2 separate regions of the Homo sapiens genome follow, and region 1 is linked to region 2. A link is a contact called in ENCODE POLR2A ChIA-PET data. All regions are on one chromosome and are shown on one strand. Each heading gives the region's core, a stretch centred on a gene start or an enhancer-like site at or near the end of the contact. The rest is flanking DNA. Distances are from core to core; before and after follow the strand shown. Region 1 has its middle 75 kb from the start of SDC1. Region 2 overlaps LAPTM4A-DT (LAPTM4A divergent transcript).

What was found. ChIA-PET counts read pairs that join two places held with the same protein, here RNA polymerase II (POLR2A).
Region 1: POLR2A ChIA-PET joins it to region 2 with 11 read pairs in activated CD4-positive, alpha-beta T cell. The contact joins two enhancer-like sites. POLR2A ChIA-PET finds 5 or more read pairs at or near these places in 3 of 52 experiments (GM12878, PC-9 and activated CD4-positive, alpha-beta T cell).

The regions. Positions count from the first base shown.
Region 1 is chr2:20,147,178-20,152,572 of GRCh38, forward strand. No RefSeq gene overlaps it. Among named protein-coding and RNA genes, the nearest start is that of SDC1, 75 kb to the right of the region's middle. RefSeq lists enhancers at 3,183-3,232, 3,263-3,412, 3,996-4,185, 4,336-4,465. Within about 2 kb of position 2,679, at least 5 of the 41 ENCODE cell types and tissues checked have a DNase peak (open chromatin) inside an H3K27ac peak, as active enhancers do; they include PC-9, where a contact is called at or near this core.
Region 2 is chr2:20,069,517-20,075,190 of GRCh38, forward strand. All of the region lies in intron 2 of LAPTM4A-DT (LAPTM4A divergent transcript), which reads left to right. Among named protein-coding and RNA genes, the nearest start is that of LAPTM4A-DT, 20 kb to the left of the region's middle. Within about 2 kb of position 2,500, at least 20 of the 41 ENCODE cell types and tissues checked have a DNase peak (open chromatin) inside an H3K27ac peak, as active enhancers do; they include PC-9, where a contact is called at or near this core.

The sequences.
Region 1 (5,395 bases), core at 1,429-3,928, 78 kb after region 2:
TTACAGTAAAGCCTCTCACACCTGAGTGAGTGACTATCACTGCTGGTCCTGAACTTGGGCAGCGTCATCCACCCCGACACGGGGCACCAGCACATGCTGCCTCTACAAGTTAAGTTTCTTTTCCTGTGTGCGGGCTTTCATTCATTCATTCACTCACTCATTCTGCTTTGTGCCAGGCGCTGTGTTCTCCATCACCTCTTCTTGATTTCCTGTACTATTGGAGAACTGTCCTTTCTCTCTCATGTCCATCCCCTGGACAGCCCTGCAGACTGTCTTGCATATAAACGGTACTCAGTATTGATTGATAATCAACTGACGAATAGATAAACAAAAGTGGTGTGTCCTTACAATGAAATATTATTCAGCCATGAAAAGGAAATGAAGTACTGATACATGCTACAATATGAATAACCCTAAAAACATTATTCTAAGTGAAAGAAGCCAGGAACAAAAGACCACATAAACTGTATGCTATCATTTACATGCAAAGTACAGAATAGACAAATCCATAGAGACAAAAAGTAGATTAGTGGTTGCCAAGGGCTAGAAGAAGGGGGAAATTAAGATTAACTTTTGTTTTGTTTTGAGACAGAGTCTTGCTCTGTCGCCCAGGCTGGAGTGCAGTGGCCTGATCTTGGATCACTGCAACCTCCGCCTCCCAGGTTCAAGCAATTCTCCTGCCTCAGCCCCCTGAGTAGCTGGGATTACAGGTGTGTGCCACCATGCCTGGCTAATTTTTTTTTTTTTTTTGTATTTTTAGTAAAGACAGGGTTTCGCCATGTTGGTCAGGCTGGTCTCAAACTCCTGACCTCAAGTGATCCGCCCACCTCAGCCTCCCAAATTGTTGGGATTATAGGCGTGAGCCACAGCTCCTGGCCAGGACTAGCTGTTAATAGACACAGGTTTTCTTTTGGGGAGGATAGAAATGTTCTGGAATTGGGTAGTAGTGATGGTGGCACAACCTTGTGACTATACTAAAAACCACTGATTGTGCACTTAAGTGGCGAATTTGATGGCATTTGAATTATATCGTAATTAAAAAGAAATATGGATTGATGGATTTTTCTTTCTATACTCATATGTTCTCAAACCTTAAACTTTTATTCTTATTCACAGGAATCAACTGATATTACTGCTAAAAACATTGGTTTCTGGGCTTCACCTTGGAGCTTCAGATACAGCAGATTGGGGCAGCGCCCAGGAATCTGCATTTGATTGTTGTATTCTAAGTGCCATTTCCCTGTTCCCCAAAGGCTTGGGTCAGAGGATTTCTGAGCCAACCTCAGAACCTCAGAAGACAAATAAAATTCTTTAACCTATTATTTCAGAAAAAAAAAGCTGAAGATTTCAAACACAACCAAAACTTTGTTTTTAGTCTGCTTCTTATTAAAAACAGACTGGGACCCAAAGAAACCCCATCGGGGTAGGTAATGAAGTAATCATGATCATACTAAAAGAACAGAATGGAAAAACTGCCTGGCCTGGAGCAAACCACAGAAAAAATTGTCTTCTGCCTCCAGTGCTCAACTGAGCCATTCAGATGAAAATATCCCACTAGCCACATCGACAGCTTAATCTGGGGCAGGGGAGCTAGACATTAGTAAACCGCCACTCACTGCCCCCTATACAAATACATACTTACAGACACCCACTCCTACACACTCAAAATTCGAAGCTCTGGTATGTGCTCCATGATTAGGGCTTTCTTTGGGGTTACAAGGAAGCAGAGTTGTAAATCGGTATTAGAATGTGATCAAAAGGAATGTCTGTATGCAATTATTTTGTTTTGAGACCAGTGTTCAGAGGCACCGACTTTAAAGTGCTGGCTTGGTCACGTGGTGGCCTCTCACACACATAGGCGCATATGATTTTGGTCCCCACAAAAGAAGGAAGACAAAGGCCCGGGTTTTCTCTTTGTTGCTTCTTTGTTTCAGGACGGAGTCTCACCCCAACAGCTCAAAGCACCCTCTCCCCCATCTCCCCTGGCTGTCCATTCCCTAACTGTTACAAGAGGAAGTCTTGCTAATATAACCTCTTGCCCCGGAAAGTAGCAGTTACTGTAATTTGAGAACAGAGATCCCTTGCTTAACAGAAATTCACTTAACAAAACTTCAAATTAAACAAGAGGTCAGTGAAAGGAAATAACATTTGTGAGGCATGTCTACTGAGTTCTGGGCAGTGTGCTGGGCAATTTCACACAGATTTTTGCATTTCATTCAATGAGTCATCACAACCACCCCAAAGTGGAGGTATTATTATCCCCCGTATTATACCAAAGAATCTGAGGCTCAGAGTGGTTATGTAACTTGCACACGGTCACAAGGTTAGGAAGTAGCAAACCAAGTAAAAGATCTCCTCAAAGCAACATCACAGAGAAAAAAATGTTGAGGAATTCGGGTGTCCTATGAGTCCATCTTGCGGTGGCTGGCTTGCCCAGGCTGCTGCCATCTGTTACACATGCGCATGAGAAAGCAAAACTCAGTCCATCAGATAACGTCTGAGAGCAGTCAGTGCTTTGTGAAGCCCAGCAAGCCACCGTTCACCAGTGGGCATAAAACCAAAGCTTTATGTTTCGGAACAGAACTGTTAATACAGACGCATTCTAGTGATTGCATTATCGGCACCCTAAGTCACAAGGCTCTGGTCTGGGTCCCTGTTTACCCAGCTTCATTTGTAGTTGCCTTTCCCTTCCTCTCTGGGCTCCAGCCAAATAGCACCTGGCTGTCCCTCGGGGCCACCATGTTCCTTCCTGTCTCAGACCCTTGGCTATTGCTCTCCCTCTAATTGTCCTTCCCAAGGCATCTCTTCCCAGCACCACTCAGTAACTTTCATTAGAAGGAGGCTCCATGGGGCAGAGATTTTGTCTGGCTGGTTCAACATTGTATCCCCATAGCTGGAACACAGTTAACACTCAATAAACAACTGTTGAGAGGACGAATAAATGAATGAATATTTCAGACTTCAGTTCATACCTTGCTTCCTCAGTTCACCCCTCTCTGAGCCACATCCTCCTTGTGAAACGCTCCTACTCCTTACCTACTTATTTCTTTATTTTAAATGTACATACATGTATGTATGTGCGATTATTTGTCTGACGCCTGACCCAAGACTGTAAGCTCCATGAGGGCAAGGACTATTCCTGTTTGCTCACCTTGATGCTCTCAAGAATGGCCTTATTATGGTGTGCAATAAGTGTGGGTCGAATGAATAAATGGCCAAGCAAGTCTTAAAAAGGTCAATTTCTTCTGAGCTATTTTCATAATAAAGTACTTAGAGGAACTGAGAAAAAAAAATGGGTCAGGAATCCACAGATGAGGAAGGCACTTCAAGTCAGTAGGTAGTTTAGCCACATTCCTGGTGCTTTAGGGCCACTGGATCTTACAGTGGGGATAAAGAGGGGCCAGTGGTGTTGTACCTGGGTTTCTACCACTGTGCTGCAGTCTCACTTCCATTCTTTTTGTCACATGAGTGGGACTTACTTAAATGTGGCATCCCATGATTCATCTTCTGTTTGATAGTGTAGTATTGTTAATATGCAAATCTTACTGAGATTTCATCCAATATTTACCCTTTTCTGTGTGCATAACATGTTAAGATCTTCTATATCCTCAAGTATGATTTTTTTTAAGTCATGTCTAGATGGCCAATTGTTTTTTCTCCAAAAGAACACATTCCTGATTTTAAAATGAAAATCAGTGGGGAAATGAGATTCACTTAAAAGTCCATTGCCTTGTAGCCATTTCTGATGGAATACACATGCTCTGTTAAGTGAAGGGACACTCCATGAGGTTAATTTGATTTACACTTCATACGTTTCCTAAAGCATATGGTGACAGACAGAAGACGTAGGCTATGAAAGTCTGGAGGGATGTGTAAAATCTTCTTGGGAGCCAAAGGCTGTTTCTTTTTTGTGGCTTGATTTGCAGGGACTGCCTGGCAGATCTCAATGCAAACCTCAGCTGCATGGGGCAAGCTTAAAACCTGGACATGTGGAGGCCAGAGACAGGGCTGGGACAAGCTGCCAACTGACAAATGAATTCCCCACAGACCACCCTGTCACTTCCTATCTGCTGGCAAAAGTTTTGTCATCTGTGCCCACACATGGACTGTCTTGGGCATGGTCAGGCTGATTGGCATAGGAGGTAGCCTGAGTCCTCTGAGGCCCCAAATATTCCAGAATTCCTGAAAATGGACAAAGCCCACAGCAGCCCAAAGCATGCAGAATGCAGGGTGCAGGGGCTGGCGGCTGATGCCTGCTGAGAACCGAGACGGCCAGTCGTCCAACTCCCACGCACTCCTAGAGCCAGATGTCATTTTCACCTCTATTTTGGTGCTAGCTGGGGGAGGGGATGTCTTTGAAAACAAGGTAATTTTTTTTTTTTTTTTTTGTAATCTGCCCTAGTAAGCTGGGTGGGTCCTGATGCATAGCGGGGAGAAAGACTAACAATAAATACCCTCACTCTGTGTGTGTGTGTTGGGTGGGGAGTTGGGGGTGGGGTCAGGGGTAAAATATACATTATATAAAATGTATGATTTTAATTATTTTTAAGTGTACAATTCAGCGTCATTAAGTACATTTACAAGTTGTGCAACCATCATCCTATCCACTTCTAGAACATTTTCATCATACCAAACTGAAACCCTATGCCCATTAAACAATAACTCCTCCCAGCCCCTGGTAACCTTATTCTACTTTCTGTCTCTACGAATTTGACTATTCCAGGGACCTCATGTAAGTGAAATCATACCATCTCTGTCCTCTTATGTTCCGCTTATTTCATTCAGCATCTTATTTAAAAGTTCGTCTACGTTGTAGCTTGTGTTTTAAGAAAGAATTTTATTTTATTCAATATAAGAAAGAATTTTATTTCTTTCTAAGGCTGAATAGTATTCCATTGTGTGTGTGTATATATATATATATATATATATATACACACACATCATATTTTATCTATTTATCTGTGATGAACATTTGGGTTGTTCTACATTTTAGCTATTATGAATAATGCTGCAATGAACGCTGATGTACACGCACCTGTTTGAATCACAGCTTTCACTTCTTTTGCATGTATAACTAGGAGTTGAATTGCTGGATCACATGGCAATCCTATGTGTCAATTCTTGAGGAATTCCCAAATTATTTTCCACAGTGGCAGCACCATTTTAAATTCCCACCAACAATGCATGAGGGTTCTAATTTCTATACTTGTTCACCAACACTAGTTATTTCCCTTTATTTTAAAATAATAGCCATTCTAATGAAGTGAAGTGATAGCTCATTGTGGTTTTGATTTGCATTTCCTTAATGATTTATTATGTTGAGCATCTTTTCATGTGCTTATTGCCATCTGTATATCTTCTTTGGATAAATGTCTAGTCAAGCCATTTGACTGTT
Region 2 (5,674 bases), core at 1,250-3,749:
GGCCGAGGTGGGTGGATCACCTGATGTGAGGAGTTCAAGACCAGCCTGGCCAACATGGTGAAACCCATCTCTACTAAAAACACAAAAATTAGCCAGGCATGGTGGCTGGTGCCTGTAATTCCAGCTACTTGGGAGGCTGAGGCAGGAGATTCGCTTGAACCTGGGAGGTGGAGGTTGCAGTGAGCTGAGATTGTGCCACTGCACTCCAGCCTGGGAGATAGAGCAAGATTTCATCTCAAAAAAAAAAGAAAGGTAGCTCTAAATGTACTAAGAACATAATATATATCTCCAAGATAAATTATTATTAAAAAAGCCAGATATAGAACAGTATATAAAATATGCTACCATTAAAAAATTTTTTTTAAATAATACAGTCATGCATTGCTTAATGATGGGCATACATTCTGAGAAATGTGTCATTAGGCAATTTCATTGTTGCATGAACATCATAGGATATACTTACACAAACTTAGATGGTGTAACCTACTACACACCTGGCTATATAGTATAGACTATGCTCCTAGGCTATAAACCCATACAGCATGTTACTGTACTGAATACTGTAGGCAACTGTAACATAATAGTAAGTATTTGTGTATCTAAACATAGCTAAACATAGAAAAGGTACAGTAAAAATATGGTATAAAAGACAAAAGATGCTACATCTGCATAGGACACTTAACATGGATGGAGGTTACAAGATGAAAGTTGCTCTGGGTGTCAGTGAGAGAGTGCTGAGTGAATGGGAAAGTCTAGGACATTATGCCACTGTAGACTTTATAAACACTGTACGCCAGCAGACCCCAACCTTCCTGGCACCAAGGACCAGTTTCGTGAAAGACAATTTTTCCACGGACAGGGGTGGGGTGATGGTTTGGGGATGAAACTGTTCCACCTCAGATCATCAGGCATTAGTTAGATTCTCATAAGGAGATAACAACAACAACAAAAAAGAAACAAACAAATATTCTCATAAGGAGTGCACAACCTAGATCCCTCGCATGCACAGTTCACAACAGGGTTCGTGTTCCTATGAGAACCTAATTCTCCTGCTGATATGACAGGAGGCGGAGCTCAGACAGTCATGCTTGCTCGCCTGCCACTCACCTTCTGCTGCATGGCCCGGTTCCTGACAGGCCATGGACCAGTACTGGTCTGAGACCCAGGGGTTGAGGACCCCTGCTGTACACTATACTAAATTTATAAAAAACAATTATGTTATAATGTTATGACAGCTACGATGTCATGAGGATAGGAATTTTTCAGCTCCATTATAATCTCATGGGATCACTGGTGTATATGTGGTATATCATTGACTAAAACATCACTATGCATTTGTGTATATAAACGACTATATATGGAATTATCATGGTTGTAAGAAAATGGTATAGGAGCTGGGCGCAGTGGCTCATGCCTGTAATACCAGCACTTTGGTAGGCTAAGGTGGGCAGATCACGAGGTCAGGAGTTCGAGGCCAGCCTGGCCAACATGGTGAAACCCCATCTCTACTAAAAAACAAAACAAAACAAACAAACAAACAAAAACCAAAAATTAGTCGGGTGTGGTGGCAGGTGCCTATAACCCCAGCTACTTGGGAGGCTGAGGCAGGAGAATCACTTGAAACCGGAAGGCGAAGGTTGCAGTGAGCTGAGATCACACCCCTGTACTCCAGCCTGGGCGAAAGAGCAAAACTCTGTCTCACAGGAAAAAAAAAAAGAAAGAAAGAAAAGAAAATGGTATGGGAAACTGAGAGGCTAGGGAATAGGGAAGAATGGCAGCTTATTTTTTCTTTCACTCTCTACTTTTTGTGTTTTTAAAATTTTATGGCATATGCAGAAGAAACCTTGGCTTTACATCCCAGCTCCATCGGCTAGAGATGTATCCCAGCCTTCCCGCTTCAGGGCTGCAGGCACAGGAGTGGCCGTTTTAGAGCGAAAGCCATAGCAAGTGGGGGTGGACAGGGATGGAGGCCAGAGATGTGCTCCTGAGTGGCCTGGACAGGATCCAGGAGTACGGTTCACCCGTTTGTAGTGGTGTGGACGGCCTGTGCCAGGGACCAGGAAAGATAGGGCTGGAGCTCCAAGGGGCACGGAGGGGCTGTGAGAGCCAGAAGGGGGCTGAGTCAGCCAAGCAGCACCACTGGCTCCACCACACAGAGCTTTTTCTTTGCAGTGAAGTCTGGGCCGCTCACTTTTTAGCCCCAGGCTGGGGAAGATGACATAGGTTCCCAGACGGTGAGCCTCACCCAGTGAAATTTCTTTCTGGCTGCAGGGTACATGCAGACCTGACCTTTTGGGTTTGCAGATCTGTGTGGAAAGATAACCTTCTCACAGGAGGCTTGCAAAGGAAATCCCTGCAAATGAGGACAGGTAATAATACCTTTGCTTTCCCAGTTCTTTAAGACTCTGACTCCACAATAACAGGGCTTTGCTTCCAAAAAAAAAAGGCCAACATGTGTTGCAATTTCAGCCAACATATGTTGCAAACTCAGGCTCAGCATCTGGTAGTAGTTAAGGGCAGGCTGACATTCACTGTGTAATTCAAATTCCTCCAGCCCTTTGTCCTCTTTCCCAGGCTCCTAGCAGCCTCCTCCCCTTCTCCCACTTCCCCTGACTTTCCCCCAAACTCTAGACGGACTTGTTCCTCTGCTTCCCAGTCTCACCAGGACCACCCCACCCACTCCTTTGGAGGTTGTTTTCAAAGCAGTGAGCAGAAAGAATCCAAGGCCACATGCCACTCACTCACTCAACCCGGGGCACGTTGTAAGGGACTGGGTTTCTGTTTGTTTTGTTGGCGTTTCTTGTTTTGGGAGTCGGAGGGAGTAGAAAGGGAAGGGAAATTATTTAGTGGATTTTTTTTTCCTTCTTTTCCTTTTCTTTCTTTCCAGAAAACTAGCATTTCATAGTTCAGGACCCAGTGAACAATCAACTGCTGACTCTCACCAATATCAAAGGGAAAAAGTTAGTAAAGGAGTTCGTCCCACTGCTCTAGCTGTCTAAAAATGTAACAGGCTTCCCCTTCCCCAACATAACCTGTAACTAAAATCTTGTTTATTTTCTGAACTTTTCAAAGAGGTTTAAGTACATTTTTGTGTATTTTTGAGAAAAGCACAGCTTATCCTATCACTGTCTTGCATCATATTTTTAAGTACCACATTACAAAAGACAAATATCACCAAGGCCCCTTAGAGCGTCCAAGATATAAAACTGCCGATGGACTGGCCACAGTGCCTCATCCCTGTAATTCCAATGCTTTGGGAGACCAAGGTGAAAGGATTGCTTGAGGCCAGGAGTTTGAGACCAGCCTGGGCAACATAGCGAGACGCTGTCTCTACAAAAAATAATTTTTTTTAATTGGCTAGGCATGGTGGCTCATACATGTAGTCTCAGCTACTTGGGAGGCTGAGGCAGGAGGATTGCTTGAGCCCAGGAGTTTGAGGCTGCAATGAACTATGATCATGCCACTGCACTCCAGCCTGGGAAACAAAGTGAGTCCTTGTTTCTGAAAAAAATAAACTGCCAATGGTGGCTTGTATGCTTGTATACCTGCCACCCTCACGTAAAAGAGGAGCAGTCCGCAAGATGGTCCCCCTCAATGCCATACCCCCTTCCAGAGCTTTCCCTCTTAAGGCAGAAATGGTGTCTGCTGTACATTCTGGTCTGGTATGTGGGCATATGCCCCTAGTTTCCAATTCAGACTGAAATTATTTACACCACATGCTCAAGCTGAAAGGATTACCCAAGGCGTGATCCTTGAGTGCCTCTGTCCCCACATCTCCCACCTCCCTCAGCATGCACTACTTCCAAAATATGCTTTACAACTGTCCCCTCTCTCCATCTCCACTGCCACCTCTCTAATCCTAGCTACCATCCTCTGTCACTTGGAATATGCAATACCTCCCTACCTTATCCCTCTGCTTTTCCTTGTGTAGAAAAAGTCATTGAAAAGTTCTGTCTGTACCTTTTTCTTCTTTGGTTCACTCTCCCATCCCTCCCATCATTTTTCAAGCAGGTAGACAGACTTGATAATCCCATGTTTCTAGAATTCTAGAAAGGCTATAAGGCAGCCTAACAACATCTCAGCTTTTGCAGAAGCCTGAATCAGAGATGACTTTTGGCGAGGTGTCCTGGGGGGTGTGGGGAGAGAGTGTGTGTGTCTGGACACAGCAGCAAGGACAGAGATGAGATTTTTTCTAGATTGAGAATAGAGGGAGTTCCTTAATCCCCGAGAGCAGGGAGGAGCCCAGTCAAGGTTCCAAGGAAGAGGCCTTAGGAGGTGCCCAGATCAGAGAGCTTGGCAGGCTGAGGTGCTAAGGTGAGGCAGGAAATTAAAGAAAAATAAAATTAAGAAGAAAGAGAAATAAGTTTTCCTGTATTGGGCTGACTTGTCCCAGAGGCAGCAACAGGCACAGCCCAGACCCAGGAAAAGTCTTGATAATATTATCTAATGTGCTCTGGAGACTCTCCCAGCCCTCCCTCAACATAGGGAAAAGAAAGACAAAATTTCCTTTGTTTTATGGAATGAGTTTATAGATTGCTGTTCTCTGTAACTAGTGACTTCAAGTATTCTGTTTTATCTAAGAAGTACAACGAAGGTCATTAGAAGCCTGAGTAGACCTGAACTACAGCTGCCTGGGCACCATAGTGAAGGTTATAAGATAAGCCCGTGCCCAGGCAAACCTAGATAACGGACATCTGGGTTGCTTGGCAACGGTCATGTGCAATCCTGTATTTGTCCTGCCTCTGTGTCCCTGCTTTCACACCACCGTAAGCTTGCTTCAAGCTAGCCCACCCCCTTTTGTGAAGTGTGTATAAAAGTCAGGTGCTGTCTTTGTTCTGGGCCCAGTCTTTTGGATGTGAGTCAGCTGGGCCTGAGTGCACTCAATAAAGATTCTCCTGTTTCAACGTGAGGTCTCTCTCGTCCTCCTGAGTCCCACAACAAAGGAAGCGGACTTTACCTGCAGAGAGTCACTAAAGGGGGCATGCTAGTCTTGGACAGTCAGAGCACCTGTTATAATCATGCCAACTAGAGGCCCTCACCATGTTTCATGAGTGTCAAATAAGGATTCCCTTGTGATCCTGAAAGGAAAAGTGGTCTCAAATATGACGTTTCAGGAAGGGAGGGGCTTAAGGCAAAATTAGGCTGAGCTACTGGAAATAAAGTGGTGTTTCCTGAAGACCTAAATGTGGACCAGGATTTATACTCACTATTCACTTAAGGTGACCAGTGGTCCCAGTTTGCTTAGAACTAAGAGATTTCTCAGGACATAGGACTTTCAATGCTAAAATTGAGAATGTTCTAGGCAATCTGGGATGAATTGTTTACCCTATTTAAAGTTCTTTCTACAAAATGATAAACTTACAAATGAAGTCAGGTCATAACTGTCTCTTACCATGGCCTTGGGGCTCCGTGGTGATCCGGATCCTGCCTCGTACTTCATCCAGCTCTGCCCGGTTCCTTCCTATCCAGCCACCCTGCCTCCATCCTGCCTTCAGCCGACCTAGTTTATTCCTGTCTCTTAACCTATCACCTGTGATTCCTTCTGCCTGCACCACCTTCACCCTTTTCTCCTGCTCTTTCCCAAGGTCACCTCCCTTCCCTCCTGCAGAGGTCAGCTCAGAGAAACGATCCCACACCTTCCTCTCTGAAATCGCTTCCTCCACCTCAGCCCCAG